Linked DNA regions of Homo sapiens: regions 2, 3 and 4 are each linked to region 1. The links are chromatin contacts, found by Hi-C in ENCODE. All regions are on one chromosome and are shown on one strand. The core of a region is the stretch at or near the end of the contact, and the rest is flanking DNA. Distances in the headings are between cores, read along the strand shown.

Region 1 (3,700 bases), core at 529-3,028:
TAAAGTAAAAGATAAAATGATACAGGCTGTTTGCCTGAGTCATTCATAATAAAGGCATAGATACTCAGAGCTGGAAGGGAACCTCAGAGATCTTTGAATCAGACACCATTCTCTGTGCACCGCAGAGAATCATGAGGTTAAAGGGACCTCCAAGGGCCACCAGTGCCTGGAAGACCTGGGATGACGCCCAGATGCTTCCACTCCCAGAAAGCACATGTATTCTGTTCGGATGTGCAGTGCCTGCATCTGTGTTTTAAGACTGAATAGCAAACTGTGTTAAACAGTTATAACAAAAGTTGGCCATCTTCACACTGTCTTTATTTAGCTGCTCTCTGAATAAATTTGTTCAATCCTTTCATGATCATTATTTTTCTCAGTGTCAACCTGTGTCTGCTGCTGACTGGTCCAAGGATATTCGAACTTGCAAGATTTTAAATGCACAGTCTTTGAATACCTGGTTGATTTTATGTAGCGACAGAACTGAATATGTTGCCGAGAGCTTTCTGAACTGCTTGAGAAGAGTTGCAGGTTCCATGGGATTTAATGTGGACTACCCCAAAATGTGAGAATACATTGAATTTTGTTCATATATTAATTTGGTTTGGTTAGAAGGTAGGGAATAATGGCAGATGTATCAACAAAAGCTTCTTTATCCCAGTAGTTTCCTAATGTAAAGTGCCAAGAAAGTAGTCATAAGTAGATAGATTTTGTAATGACTAAACTTTTATAAAGTTAGAATATATTTTATGTTGGCCTTTGTAAAACTTGTACCCAGTTCTTAAGCAGTAGTGTCATTACCTGAAAATCTTTCCAGTACCAGTTGGGATATAAATCTTTAATAAGTCCATATATTGTCTTCTCAACTGTTTTTCCTTCTTTCAGATCAGTTTTTCATATCAGTTATTTACTTAATAGGAAATGGATATTAAAAAACAGAAGTTGCATGTCCTGACTTTTACTTGATTTTATGCTTTAAAATTTAATATGAAAATAGATCTCAAATAAGCTTTTCTGATTCTGTTACTGTAGCATACTATTAGTCATTCAGAGAGTTTTCTGATAAGACTAAGGTCAACCATTTATTCTTAGAATGTTTATTGAGTACTAATATGTGTAGATACTATGCCAGTTGCTGGGAATGAGAAAGATAAATAAATAGTTTTTCATTGAGTAAGAGATACATATACAATCACACTGAAAATAAATACTGTTTTGCTTTAGAAAAGCCATAAAGTTGGTCATGCCTCATTTTACTGAAACTGATATGCTTAGAAAAGAGGAACAGATACTTTTCTTTGTTATAATGGAGTTATTCTTTAAACACATAGTTACTAATTAATTGCATCAGCAGCACAAGTATTAATCCCAAAGTCTCATTTAACACCATTGTTTAGAACTCTCCTCTTATCAAATCTGTTAATAAATAGCCTGGATTGAGTTTCACCCGCTCTACTTTCTCTAAACCCATGAGCTAATAAAGCAGGAAATGATTATGAAAGAAGCCACAGTCCGCAGATCCTGGGCTGACATCACAGGCTCTTTCTCATGTGAATTCTGGAACAAGCCCATTGCTATGTTCTGTCCTTGGCCTGTTTTATTTGAAAGCTCGTATTTTATTTCAACCTTCTTTTTTCCATGAAGTATCCATTTACCTGTTAGATTTATATGCATAGCTTCTGTCTTCTAAAACATTCACCTGATGATTTTAGGAGTGGACTGTAAGTGCAGCAGAGTCAGAGTGCGAGAGTTTGAATTGGATGAGTCAGGACCATCTAGTTGCTGAGACGGTTCGGCCAGCCAGTCACATAGGTCTGTTAGTATCTGCAGTCATGGGGTTGATGGTCCTGTCACCTGCTGGGCGAGTTTTAAAAAGCCGCTGGGCATTGGGACAGTTCACTTATATACACATAAAAGAGGCTGATTCTACATAAAGAAACTAGTTTTACAAATTCCTATGTGTGTGAGAATTACTTTTGGAGCTGCTGGCCCCTAACATAATGTAAGCACAGAACAGATAATTGTTAAGTACTTGTGCGCTGATTAAGGCTAGACATTCCAGGCTCCAGACAAGCAACCACTAAGGAAAATAAAGATATTTTTGTCTAAATCATGCAAATTAGCTGAATATCTTGGTCTCATTAACCTGATGTTTTCTGAAACATTCATTTTTAGATTCCTATAGCAATTCACTCTTACAGAAATCTTAATCCTGGTTGAGCTTGAACACTCTTTCAGACATTTGATACTGTGAGACTTGGGATTTCAAAAGTTCACTTTCAACCCCATTTTGAACAACAGAATTATTGATTATAGGGATTCTGGACAATTGAGAAGATCTGATTTTCTACCAAACCATTTTTTACACTGTAAAAATTATTGCGAAATGTTTTTGTCATATTTTGTAGTTTAAGAAACAATTTTAGACTCAAAAGGTTATTTTCTCTAATAATTTTTCCTAAAACTACTAGTTTGTTATGAAAATTTATTTGTATTATTTCTAATGCCATATAAGTATGTGCTACTAAGAAGGAAGTTACATAGCTTCAAAATTAATCTTTTTATGTAGCATAAAAGTACAAGAAAATCCAGCTGCATTTGTTAGAGCTATACAGCAATATGTTGATCCTGATGTTCAGCTGGTAAGTACAGGATACTTTTTGAACTCCTTTAATCTATAATTTTAGTTCTGCTTTATATCTACAGTCTGAACATACCCTCCCATGATATATTTGCAAATTGCCATGCATTTCTCCAAAGCACCGAAGAAAATATTAATCTTAGTATTTTAATCAATATTTTATTTCCTTTCCACATTTCTAATATTAATTTTAAAATACAGTACTTCTTGTTACCCCTATAACAGCCATTGGTGTCTGCATATTTTGCAACTCATTGGGGTCATCTTTTCCTTAAGATTTAAGATAAACTGACTCCCACCTCATCACATAAATGTTGGTATCCAGTGTTCCCTATATTTCAGGGGATTCTTGGAGGGTTAGGTTTTTCCAAGTGACCTATGGCCCCAAATTCCTGCTTCCTGTGAATTCTTGCCACCTTCTGTGCATTTCAGAGAGGACCACTTCCTCCGGTGCTGCATCACCTGGTGGGACATCCACAGTTGCCTCATTTCCCAAAGGGCATGTGTGTGTAGCTGACTTTGCAGACTGTTTGGGGCCAAGGCATGATTACATCACATCCCAACATTCCAGAAAAATTAGAATTGACATCCCTGTTCTTAAAAATCTTTCAACGATTCCTATTTCCCAGGAATGTTTACTCTTCTACCAGACCTCAGCACCCCCAGGCTATTGTAGGGCTTTTCCTGTCCATTCCATCTACCCTTCTTACCTCCCTCGCTCACTCAGTTCAACATCCAACATTCTTGTTGTTATGTCATGCAAACTAACTGAACTAGCTAAGTGCTATCTCTTTGCTTTTCTTTTAGTGAGTTTCTCTTTTACTCTAAAGGATCTTATATGAAACAGAGAATTCTCACCCTAAGAGCATTTATTTTTTACTTAAATCAAACTTATAGAAAAGTGACAAGAACAGTACAAACAACTCTCTCATATACCCTTCACCCAGAATCCCAAATTATTGACCTTTTACCATATTTGCTTTATTATTTTCTATCTTTTTTGCTGAACTATTTGAGCATAAGTTACAGGCATGATGCCCCAGTGCCCTTGACTATTTCAGT
Region 2 (3,700 bases), core at 857-3,356, 1.6 Mb after region 1:
AGCCTTGATAGCCTGCATCTATTTTACCTTGTGCCACAATCCAGATGAGGCACAGTTTAATGTAATATGTATAGCATCAATGCGTGGTGCACAGATCCACAGCATAGGTACCAACAGAAAGCACCTTTCAAATACAGACTCCCAGCCCCTCCCCAGACCTACTGGGTCAGAATCTGCATTTTAACGAGACCTAGGATTTATTTACACCTTACAGTTTGAGGACCCCAAGTGTATAGAACCCACAAATTCTCCCATTCTGATAGACAGCATAGTTTACTTTCTTACTTTAATAAGCTGCATCACATACCTGCACACTAGAGGAAATTATACAGCAATAAAGCATAATTAGGTTTTGCTCCTAAATGAATTAAATATTAGCTTTTACAAATTGCCTATCAAATCACAGGAGAATCAAAGTACTTTTTTGAGTCCCTAGAAAGAACAGATACACAAAAGTGTACTATAAAAGTGGGATGAAGGCCGGGTGCAGTGGCTCACGCCTGTAATCCCAGCACTTTGGGAGGCCACGGTGGGCGGATCACCTGAGGTCGGGAGTTTGAGATCAGCCTGACCAACATGGAGAAACCTTGTCTCTACTAAAAATACAAAATTAGCCAAGCGTGGTGGTGCATGCCTATAATCCCAGCTACTCAGGAGGCTGAGACAGGAGAATCTCTTGAACCCGGGAGGTGGAGGTTGCGGTGAGCTGAGATTGTGCCATTGCACTCCAGCCTGGGCAACAAGAGTGAGAATCCGTCTCAAAAAAAAATGTGATGAAAAGAGGGGCAGATGCAATGATAATTATTTTGTGAATGTTGGCTACTATGTTAAGTAACTCACATGCATTTTATTTTCACAACTCCACTATGTAGGAAGTAGCATTATCCTCATTTTACAGATGAGAAACCGATAGAGAGAGCTTGAAATCACTTTCTCAAGGCTACATAGTAGGTGAGTGTTAGAGTGGCAGTTTGAACCCAATAGCCCCTGGCTTTAGAGCCGGGCCCCTTAACAACTATTAGCCAGTGTATCTCATAGAGAGAAGCTTTTTACACAGAGGCTACCATATGCACAAATATCACAAGCACAGTATGATTTGGTAAATGATACTGAATTCAAAGACACAAGTTTCACTCATTTTAAAATTGTGACTCAAACAAATGTGAATAGTGCCTAGAGGCTTCCTTGCTACTGAACTGTGGTCCATTTTTTGAACATTCCTGGTGCCCTGAGTAATGTACCTTTAACCTTATTTGAAATTCCCAGTATCTTCAGTGGGTGTCTGAGGGGTCTTTCTTACCTCTGTGAATCAAGTTGTCTCTGCACATTCATTTGGATACTTTCTCCCCATCTTTTTTAGAAGCTAAGTGTGATAGCTAAATGAGATAACATATAAAATGTGGCACATAGCAGATGATTAATAAAAGCCACTGTTATTCCAGATTGCTGGTTTTCTCAGACTTTCAAATTAACTCATTACCTAGATGCCAAAAGAAATATATTTGGTATTTTCTTGACACTTAGTAGGTATTCTAGAAATATTTTATTTTAAACAGATGAATGAATAAACAAAAGAATTGAGGTATAAACGTAGCTTCACTTAAGGAATCACTGCTGATCCTATCCCAGGTTGTCTTGGAAGTAAATGCTTGAACTCCCAGCATCATTTATCCAAAGTGAGTAAGAAGTTTTAAACAGGCCGGGTGCGGTGGCTCACGCCTGTAATGCCAGCACTTTGGGAGGCCGAGGGTGGTGGATCACAAGGTCAGAAGATGGAGACCATCTTGGCCAACATCTCTAGTAAAAATACAAAAATTAGCTGGGCATGGTGGCATGTGACTGGAACCCCAGCTACTCGGGAGGCTGAGGCAGGAGAATCGCTTGAACCAGGGAGGCAGAGGTTGCAGTGAGCCGAGATCGTGCCACTGCACTCCAGCCTGGCGACAGAGTGAAACTCTGTCTCAAAAAAAAAAAAAAAGTTTTAAATAACTGTCGTGTTTAGGAATGTCCACCTATTACTGTTCTTCTCCTCTGCTCTGATATTTTTCACTCCAGTCTATGGACTAAGCACTCCAGAAGAGGTGTCTGCTTCTGACTCCAGCACTGTGCATACTGATTCATTCGGCTGGCATTTGGCCTGGCCTTCATGTGGCAGAGGTATCTTTGGCCTATGGTTAAATGGAGTTGTCCCTCTGATGTTTCTGACTTGGCAATGAAATCTCAGTAACCAGAATCATCACTACAGCACCCTGCTATTTAATCTTTGCTGGAAAGTGATGAAAACAGACCTCACTTGTATGAGAACTCTTAGGTTTAGTGAAAGCAATGTGAGAAGTCGCCAAGTTTGTGCTTTGAAACAAGCACATGTTTGAAACCTTAGGTTTCTTTTTCTTAAGCTTTCCCAAGTTGGAAGCTTATAACACAGACATGAAAGTCTGATTTAAGCAGTTCCTATAACCTTTCTAATTTCAGATTTTAAAACTGCTTTTGCTTGAATAGAAAATGGAAAGCCAACACATCTCTCTCTACCCCCATCCTTCCCTGAATAACCTAGATACTTAAGCAATCCTTCCCTTCCCTGGGGCTGTGACTGTAGAGTATTATTTTATTGACTCATAATTAAGAACTTCTGATGAGAAAACCAGTCAACAGAGAAAAATGGCTTGGGGGTCCCACAAGCAAAGAGAAAGCCTGTATGTCCCTATTATGGCAAGTACAACAGGCAGGAATGAGGAGATCTTACAAAAGAAAATCTTTTTGAAAACGTTAAGTCCTTTAAAAAATGAACTTTATGTCCTTTTTGAGGAAGTCAGTTTTTTTTTTTCCTTTCCCATAATGTAATGAAAACGTGAGTGGTAGTTTGAGCTGCTGTAAGATTCAGGGAGTGTATGAGAGAGTGAAATTGTGTGTGGGAGGGGACTGACAATGGAAAGTTGGTGGTGAACACAGAGTGTGGGCAGAAGGAAAAAAGCACATGTGAAACATCTCTGAAAGGAAGTGTCACAGGAAAAACTTTTGAGGCAGCATTCTATGGGGCTGGTCAGAGCACCACCAAAGCTGCTGTGCATTTGTTCAACATTAAAAAAAAAATTCTGCTAAACAAATAAGCAAAAGATTTCAAATGTCCAAAGAGCCACTGAGGAGAAACCATTACTCTTTTAACTGAACAAATATTCCTGGAATTCAGTCACATCTTATTAGTAAAGAGAAGCTTCTAGCTCAATGCTAGAAACTGTTTTGTTTTTTTTTTTCTATATCTGGTTCCACTCATGGAAATGACCACCTCTGCACCCATTATTCACCGGCCATATCTAGTTTAATACAAGAGGTGATTTGCCTCTTGGTGCCTTGAGGTATGATTTGATGAGAGTTTGGTAATGCATATAAAATGGATTTCCATTATCCAATTATAGCCAATAGGACCTAATCTGACTTCTCTGAACAATTTTTTAAACAAGTAGCCATTTTGTATGGCACAAGTTTCGTGCTTATAATTTACTTCCTAGGAAATCTTTATGTATTAATGTAGTGTTTTTACATACCAATAGTTACTCCTAGAAGAGAATAGACTTTTAAGACTCATTTAAAGTGGATGCTTTGAATTCTCCATTTGAAATACCTGAAATAAGCTTAAACACTATTGCGGGATAGACTAGAAAGAAAAGTAGTCTCTTACCACTATGACTAATTTCAGGTAACT
Region 3 (3,700 bases), core at 827-3,326, 1.1 Mb after region 1:
CTAGCTCTTTGTTTCAGACAGTTACTTAACCTCTCTGCTCCATTTCCTCATCTTCAAGGAAAGGGGGGACAATAAGAGCTAATTCCCAAGTTTAAACATTAAATAAGATGATTTATGTGATAAAGATATTAAATGTTTGTAAAATTTGAATAATATTGTGCCATTCATAACTATCTATGTTATTTTAGCAAACAAATATGTCAGATTCCACCCACTGTTTTTATTTTATTTCCCCTTATTTTCATTTATATCACCTTCCACTGGTTTGTACTAAAAGGATTTCCTGGACTGTATGTTTTTAATGTTTGTAGAAAGAAAGCTCTCAAAGGAAAGACTCTTTCCTCTATATCCAATGGAATCATTGGCACAAAATTTAGGAAGTTAAGAAGAAATAACATTCTTACAGTTATTTGATTCAACATGGAAATTTCTTTTAGGATGAACTTTTTGCTGATGTCATTGGCTCGGAGTAAAACTGCCAAATATAAAGATATGATTCCAGCATTAATAGAGCAAAACTGTGAAACTGTACCAACCAACCTGAATTGTATTCTCATTAGTGCTGTCAATTAATGAAGTTAGACAAACGATTTTCCCACATTACAATGTAGTCTACTCAAAAGCCTAAGGAATGCCACCTGCCCATCAAAAATGAATAAATGTGACGTAATTCCATTGTATAATACCACCATATAACTAGGTTCTGTAAGTCCACATACACACCTAGGGAGGTAGTCTTATTTACCTCTTTCAACTTTATATTCTGACTAATATGTATTAGAGTCAATATTGGTATGTTGATTCCATATGGCTTGTTGATTGGGGAATCAGATGAGAAGATTATTCTAATACTGAAATACTCCTTTTTCACCTAATGGTTTAATCACCTAATTAAAGTTTACTGTGTTCTTTGGGAATCCAAAGTGACCATTGGTGAACCTGACAAAAAAAATTCATCTTCTTAGAATTTTGTGATGTAATTAATATTTATTTTGGAACCCTCAGCACCCCAGAGAAGAGTTAGGTATAGAAAGAAACTCTAAAAAGCATATAAGTGCCCCAGAAGATTTTCCCCTTCCTCCCTGTCACATACCTCTTTGCCTCAACCCACTTAAATTCTGAGAAAAAAATCAATACAGTTAAATGAATGTAAGTATGGGTTTATCATTGTCTCTTTAAGTAGAATTATGTCCACGTTTTACAAGTTCCATTTCTTTAGGTGTCAAAAACTAGTTTTATTTAGCTGAGGTTGAGAATATTGGGCAGAGTCAAGGTGAGCATCTAGTGAAAAGCTTTGGAAACACTCCAGGTATAAAGCTGAAGACATTAATCACCAGAATAACAAATGAAATTGAACTGTTCTAGAATTGGGCTCCTTCACCTCATTTTCCACTTCTTCTTCCAGTGTGGTCATCAGGATTCAATCCTGGTCCTATGCTGTCCATAAGATAATACCAAAGGGAGCAGACACTCAACATTTACTTCTTTTTATCTCGACTCTAATCAAGAAAATATGACAATATTTCTGATATCTCTTCTCAAAAAACTTTTTTTTTACTCTAAGTTCTGGGATACATGTGCAGAATGTGCAGGTTTGTTACATAGGTATACATGTGCCATGGTGGTTTGCTGCACCTGTCAACGCATCATCTAGGTTTTAAGCCCCGTATGCATTAGGTATTTGTTCTAATGCTCTCCGTTCCCTTGCCCACTACTGCCTGACAGCCCCAGTGTGTGATGTTCCCCTCTCAGTGTCCATGTGTTCTCGTTTTTCAACTCTCACTTATGAGTGAGAAGATGCAGTGTTTGGTTTTCTGTTCCTGCGCTAGTTTGCTGAGAATACCTGAAAGCTTTGAAAAATCAGATTATCATTAAGAAATAATTCTTAAACTCAAAAATTTTGCCCAAAGAACTTCCTTCTCTGGAGACCTGAAAGAACAAATTAAATACTCATCATAAATATCCAAGTGCAAAACTACCAGTTTTGCATTTATAAAACTACCAGTTTGCACATGAGGAAACTAAGATTCAGGAAGTGTAAATGATTTACCCCGGCATGAAGCTAGTTAATAGAAGAGCAGGTTGCTCCTTACTCTTACTATCTTACTTTTTTGTTAATCATTTATACACAAATCCTGAGTACCTACCATATCCATGGCACTAAGGGCTGTGAAGGGAACAAATCCAAAACATTCATGGTTCCTCCTCCCAATATTATTATTAGATACTTTAAACATTACAATAATGATAACCACTATACATCAAATACTCATTACGGGGGAGAAACTGGGTCAATATCATGGTCGCAGACATTATTCTCTTGATATGAGTGTTAGTTTCTTCAGTTTACAGATGAAGAAAAGGAAACTGGTATGCAAAATGTCATATAATTGTCTCAAATCACACAGTTCATCAGAAGCAGAGGTCAAATTTGAACTTACATTTGCCTGATTCCAAGACCTTTGCTCTTAACTGTATCATAAGCTGATGTAGTTCTACAACTGAAACTTAACATTTACCTCCAGAGACAATGGAAGATACTTTAGCTAAAAGTAAAAGAAATTTTCAAAAATAAGGTTTATTAACGCTAGAATAATTTAACATAGGGAGCCTGTAGAACTTCATCACTGTAGGTGAGTTGAAAATGAGAGGATACTAAATTAGAGGTTTTATTTAAGAGTGGGTCTACCTAATTGCCTAGTAGGAAGTGAAAACAAATGATATTTCAAGCTTTCTTTTACCCTATGACTTTAAGGAAAAACAATAACAACCATAAAACACCACCACCTACGACAACAGTCTTCTGTGTTTTCCCATGCATTCAAATGAGCTAAAAAGTGATAAATGCATTGCAAGTAAAATAGCTATGCAGCACTCTTGGGAAATGTGGTTCCACGGAGATGCCACAGAGACTTTCATTGTAAAGCCTGGTACTGAAGTTTGGACAAAGGTGTGTTTGTGTGCAGTGACTAAGCTTGTGTGGGAGGGAGGCAACCACTGCAGATGGCTGAAAAATATGCTAATGTTGAAAGACCCATGTGATGGCTGGCATCCTGAAAGAGACACAGATGTTTCCTCCCAAGAAGAATTTTAGAACAAGTGGCTTGCTGACCTATTCAGGCTTGATTCCTTAACTGCATCTCAGGGTCATACACACGTCAGAACCACTGAGACAATTGTCCTCCTCACTTTGTACCCCAGGAAAGAGATAGAGCAGCTAATTAATCACAAGGCCTTTGCTGATAATACCTTTCATTTGAAATTTTTGTTGTTTTTGTTTTTAAGATGTTTTCATGTTCTCTGAGACTTGCTTTCAGAATGCTGCCTCTGTTCACATGCTGGGTCTCCTACAGTGCTCACATTGCTCCACTCTCTGTACGTTTTGTTTTTTTTCCCCATAAAAACCATCCCTCTTATATTCACTTTTTAAGTCTTTCTTTTCCCCACTAAACTATATGCTCATTTCATGGCAGGGAGCATGACTAACTTGTTAACCACAAAATCCCAAGAGCCCAACATAATGCAAGATACATAGAAGTCTCTCAAAAACATCTTTTCTCAGCACTCCTGAGAATACCTACAAGACATTCTCAGATATACTAGAGAGGCAGAGCGTAGATTGTCTTGTATTAGTCTACTTAAACAAGATTGTTCATTCCTTCATTTATTCAACAAAACTTCGGGGGTTTATATCATGTGT
Region 4 (3,700 bases), core at 1,201-3,700, 1.1 Mb before region 1:
CCAGCACTCTGGGAGGCCAAGGCAGGTGGATTGCTTGAGCTCAGGAGTTCAAGACCAGCCTGGGTAACATGGCAAAACCCTATCTCTACCAAGAATATAAAAAATTAGCTGGACATGGTGGCACATGCCTGTAGTCCCAGCTATTCCGGAGGCAGAGACAGGAGAATCGCCTGAGCCTGGGAGGCAGAGGTTGCAGTGAGCTGAGATCATGCCACCGCACTCTAGCCTGGGCAACAGAGCAAGACCCCGCAAGAAATGAGACCAGAAAACCTCAAATTTAGTTTTTTAAGTCTTTTCAAGATAATTATACAATCAGTGAAAGTGTGTGTGCTAAAAGTGCTGACACGTCCAATATGTAAATTTAAAATACCCCGCTTTCTAAAATCGTGTTTTGGCATTTCCTCATTTTTAAAAATACTGGGCATTTCTGAGAGGCTGTGTGGTTAACATGGACTTCCTTAGTTTTGGTTTCCAGTAAATGAAGCATATATCAGCACCCCATTCCAAAACCAAAAGAATGAGAAAACCTTGGAAAGATTCTAGCTGAAACAGGGTTTTTAAGCTTCATCCTCTCCTTCTTGTTTTGGGGGAGGAAGTGTGCAGGGAAGATCAGTTACTAATGCCCTTCAGGGGAGGGGAGTTTCTCAGGCCTCAACCTCTGTAGCTGAGATCTGTATTTTCTTCAAGCCATCCTGGTTGAAAAATAAAAACAAGCGATTACAACACATTGAGCCTGGGTGATCTCACATACACTATCTCATATATATCTTACCACAGCCTCTTTTAGATTGTACTATCATCACCAATTTATAGGACACAGACTCAGAAAGGTTCAGTAACCAGCTCAGGCTCACAAAGCCAGGAAACGGCCGGGAGGGAACCTAGGATGGGACCACACATTCCTGAGGGAGAAGAGAACCCTACTGTGTACACGATCCCCAGGGCATTTGAAGAGGGCATTCTTTCACTTTCGGAATACAAGCTGATTTTAAACAGGCATCTTCTCGGTTGTGTTTTATGAAACTTACAGGGGAAGCTATGGTATAGAAGTATGCTACCTAAGAGTGACTTCCCTTAAGAATCCCCATCTGTAAAATGGAGATGATGACGACCACTCCCTGGGAGCACTGGACAAGACTTTCTGGGCAAAGTCCTGAAAACTCTGACACTCCACAAACACAAATGACCTGGAGCAGCAGCATTACTGCCAGGCCCCTGGAAGTAGCTTATGGGGACAAACTGAAGAGAAAGGCAAAACACACACTCCCCGCTACAAAAGTGCTTAGTCCTCCAAAATGCAGGGAAGGCACGGAGTACTGATGATGAGGAATGGTGGGTCAACAGCCAGTGCACACAGAGGAGGTGGTGCATCCAATGCGTTCCCCACCTATGTTAACTCACAGATCTCGCCTGCTCACTGCACTCATCCAAGGTCTTGGGCAAGGACCCACAGAAAAATAGTGAAACAGGAAAAAAATCCAACAAAGGGTATAAACTCAGAATTCTGTGATCCAGTCACACCAGAGTGACATCATAAAACATAACTCCAGTTCCACAAAGACAGATGCTTCCCTGGGCTGGGCGGCCCACATCCCCAACACCCACAGCTGGCCTCTACTCAGAGGAAGGTTGCACTCAACCCACAATGGGCCAAGGAGCCACTACTGTACTGCCACTCCCAGCTGTGGTCAGAATACCCTCTCCCAGGGCTCCTGCTGCCACTTCCAGCTGTGGCCAGAACACCTCCCAGGGCTCCTGAGACCACTGTGCTATGCAGCAAAAGGCCACACTCTGATCAGAAGATCTTACGTTTGAATCTCAAGCACTGCTACTTACACACTGGGTCTGTCAGCAAATTACTGCCCCACTGATTCTCAGGTCTTTTCCTCTGTAAAATGGAGAAAATAATAACCACTTTCTGAGCTTGTTGTGAGGATTAAATGAGATAATCTGCATAAAAGGCAAGGCACACAGCAACTGAAGCTATTATCCAACTTGAAGCAGAGGCCAGCTAATATTGGGTAAAAATTAAATTTGATTCCTTGAAAGAAAAAAGTTCCATAGAGTTAGTGAGGATCAGCAATTTTCAGAAAATTTAAGGAAGTGAGGTGGAAAAATTCCACTCCCCCCATTCCTAAAGGGTTTTGAAGCCCACCCACTCCTGGCTCTCCTGCAGGAATAGAGAACTGCAGTGTCTCCAGACTCTTCCCACTTTATAAATACACCCTACGACCAACCAGAGAGTGCTTGCTGCCAAACTCCTGGGCAAACGCGACCAACAGGATTGGATCCGGAAATTAGATGTCCAAGCAGCCCAGTCATACTCAATTCAAAATAGATATCTGTGACCTACTTAGTCTTCGAGTACCATTCTCAAAGCCAAAAAACAAGACAGGGCCACTGACTTCAGCAGAGCCCTGCATGGGCCCCTGCTTTCCTGTCAGATGAAACGTGCACTGCAACAGTGATGACTCAAGAAATTATCTCAGGATAGCTGGACAGAAACCCCAGCTTGGAAAGAGCTGATTCAAACAGTTGTGAAAAAGCAAAAAGTCACAGAAGTCCTGCCAACAGTTTATCCTCTCTGACTATCCCCAATAATCCATCTTCATCCACTTGGACTGAGGGTTACACCTCTCATGACAGGGACTTCTCAAGCTGTCTATCCCTAACACTCATATTGGTTTGAGTATACATATCTTCCCATAAAACAAGGGATTCTGCCTACTGTACCTTGATGTTCTACAAAGCATCAAGCACAGAAAGGGTCCAATGAAGAGCAAGCACCACCCAAGGGGGACCCCCTCCCCTCCCCAGGGGCAGACCACCAGGTTCCAGCCCACTCACACGCTTGGCTGCTCAAGATTAGAGAACAGAAACAGACAAATATTTGCTAAAAAAAAAAAAAAATTAGGAAGACAAACAAGACCAGGGAAAGTTGCTATGTACTTTCAACCACCGCAGTTACAGAATGATCTCCTAAATTACAACTCATTTCACCAAAGAGATGAGAGTTTTGGGGAGAGTGAATCCAAGGAATTTGGCAGGGACAAATTCCAGTGAAATCCTAGAGCATTCAGCACTAGGCAGTACAACACCAGGTAGACAGTGGAACATTATACTTCACCAGTGAAGCGATGGTAGAGGAAACAAGCTGCTGCCAAAAACAAAAATGAAATAAAGCAAACCTGCTGCTCTTCACATCCGCATCCATCCTCCTCACATCTCCAAGGTCAGCCCCACTGTTCTCACGCACCATTGTACACTCAAAATTCTCATCAGAGAAACTTCCTTGAGAGCCCTGTGGTTTCCTCAGCACTTTTTCCCTACATCATGACATTTAATCATCACCACCATCCTGGGAGGCAGGTGGAACAGGCATTTTTATCACTCACTGAGAAATGAGGAAATGGAAGCCTAAGTATGTCTACCACACGGCACAATCAGGACTAAAGTACAGACTAATTCCCAAGTTCAATGTGTGTTCTCCAAAATAACCCAGACCTGACAAGGCCACATATCTGAGCTCTAGGCCATTGCCCTTTCCACTGCACTGCTGAGGACCTTCTAGAGACAGAATTCCGACACACAACCCTCTCAGTACAGCAGCCCACTCTTCAACCTTCTCAAGACACAACAGAGCTCACAAACCAACCTTGGCAACCGCTGACAGGCAGCACCTGCGTCAGCCACACACCCT

Evidence for each region. Hi-C counts contacts between places; a loop is a spot of excess contacts on that map. Pooled maps may share reads with other maps.
Region 2: a pooled map shows a loop between it and region 1 (5-fold over the local background). The contact joins two enhancer-like sites. A Hi-C loop is called at or near these places in 2 of 37 single-sample maps with no recorded cell type and 1 of 50 pooled maps.
Region 3: a map of GM12878 shows a loop between it and region 1 (4-fold over the local background). The contact joins two enhancer-like sites. A Hi-C loop is called at or near these places in 1 of 168 maps with a recorded cell type or tissue (GM12878), 5 of 37 single-sample maps with no recorded cell type and 6 of 50 pooled maps.
Region 4: a loop to region 1 is called in a pooled map, with 9 times the contacts of the local background. The contact joins two enhancer-like sites. A Hi-C loop is called at or near these places in 3 of 37 single-sample maps with no recorded cell type and 2 of 50 pooled maps.

What each region holds. Positions count from the first base shown.
Region 1 is chr11:94,601,418-94,605,117 of GRCh38, forward strand. PIWIL4 (piwi like RNA-mediated gene silencing 4) reads left to right here. Exons shown (of 20, transcript NM_152431.3): 12 at 378-562; 13 at 2,567-2,639. All of the region lies in intron 4 of PIWIL4-AS1 (PIWIL4 antisense RNA 1), which reads right to left. Among named protein-coding and RNA genes, the nearest start is that of LINC02700, 35 kb to the right of the region's middle. RefSeq lists an enhancer at 1,490-1,709. Within about 2 kb of position 1,779, at least 11 of the 41 ENCODE cell types and tissues checked have a DNase peak (open chromatin) inside an H3K27ac peak, as active enhancers do.
Region 2 is chr11:96,185,830-96,189,529 of GRCh38, forward strand. All of the region lies in intron 1 of MAML2 (mastermind like transcriptional coactivator 2), which reads right to left. Among named protein-coding and RNA genes, the nearest start is that of MIR1260B, 150 kb to the right of the region's middle. RefSeq lists an enhancer at 2,031-2,090. Within about 2 kb of position 2,107, at least 12 of the 41 ENCODE cell types and tissues checked have a DNase peak (open chromatin) inside an H3K27ac peak, as active enhancers do.
Region 3 is chr11:95,712,972-95,716,671 of GRCh38, forward strand. No RefSeq gene overlaps it. Among named protein-coding and RNA genes, the nearest start is that of FAM76B, 75 kb to the right of the region's middle. Within about 2 kb of position 2,077, at least 6 of the 41 ENCODE cell types and tissues checked have a DNase peak (open chromatin) inside an H3K27ac peak, as active enhancers do.
Region 4 is chr11:93,523,406-93,527,105 of GRCh38, forward strand. The region is part of intron 1 of SMCO4 (single-pass membrane protein with coiled-coil domains 4); the gene reads right to left. Among named protein-coding and RNA genes, the nearest start is that of SMCO4, 18 kb to the right of the region's middle. RefSeq lists enhancers at 695-794, 3,243-3,342, 3,373-3,542. Within about 2 kb of position 2,451, at least 10 of the 41 ENCODE cell types and tissues checked have a DNase peak (open chromatin) inside an H3K27ac peak, as active enhancers do.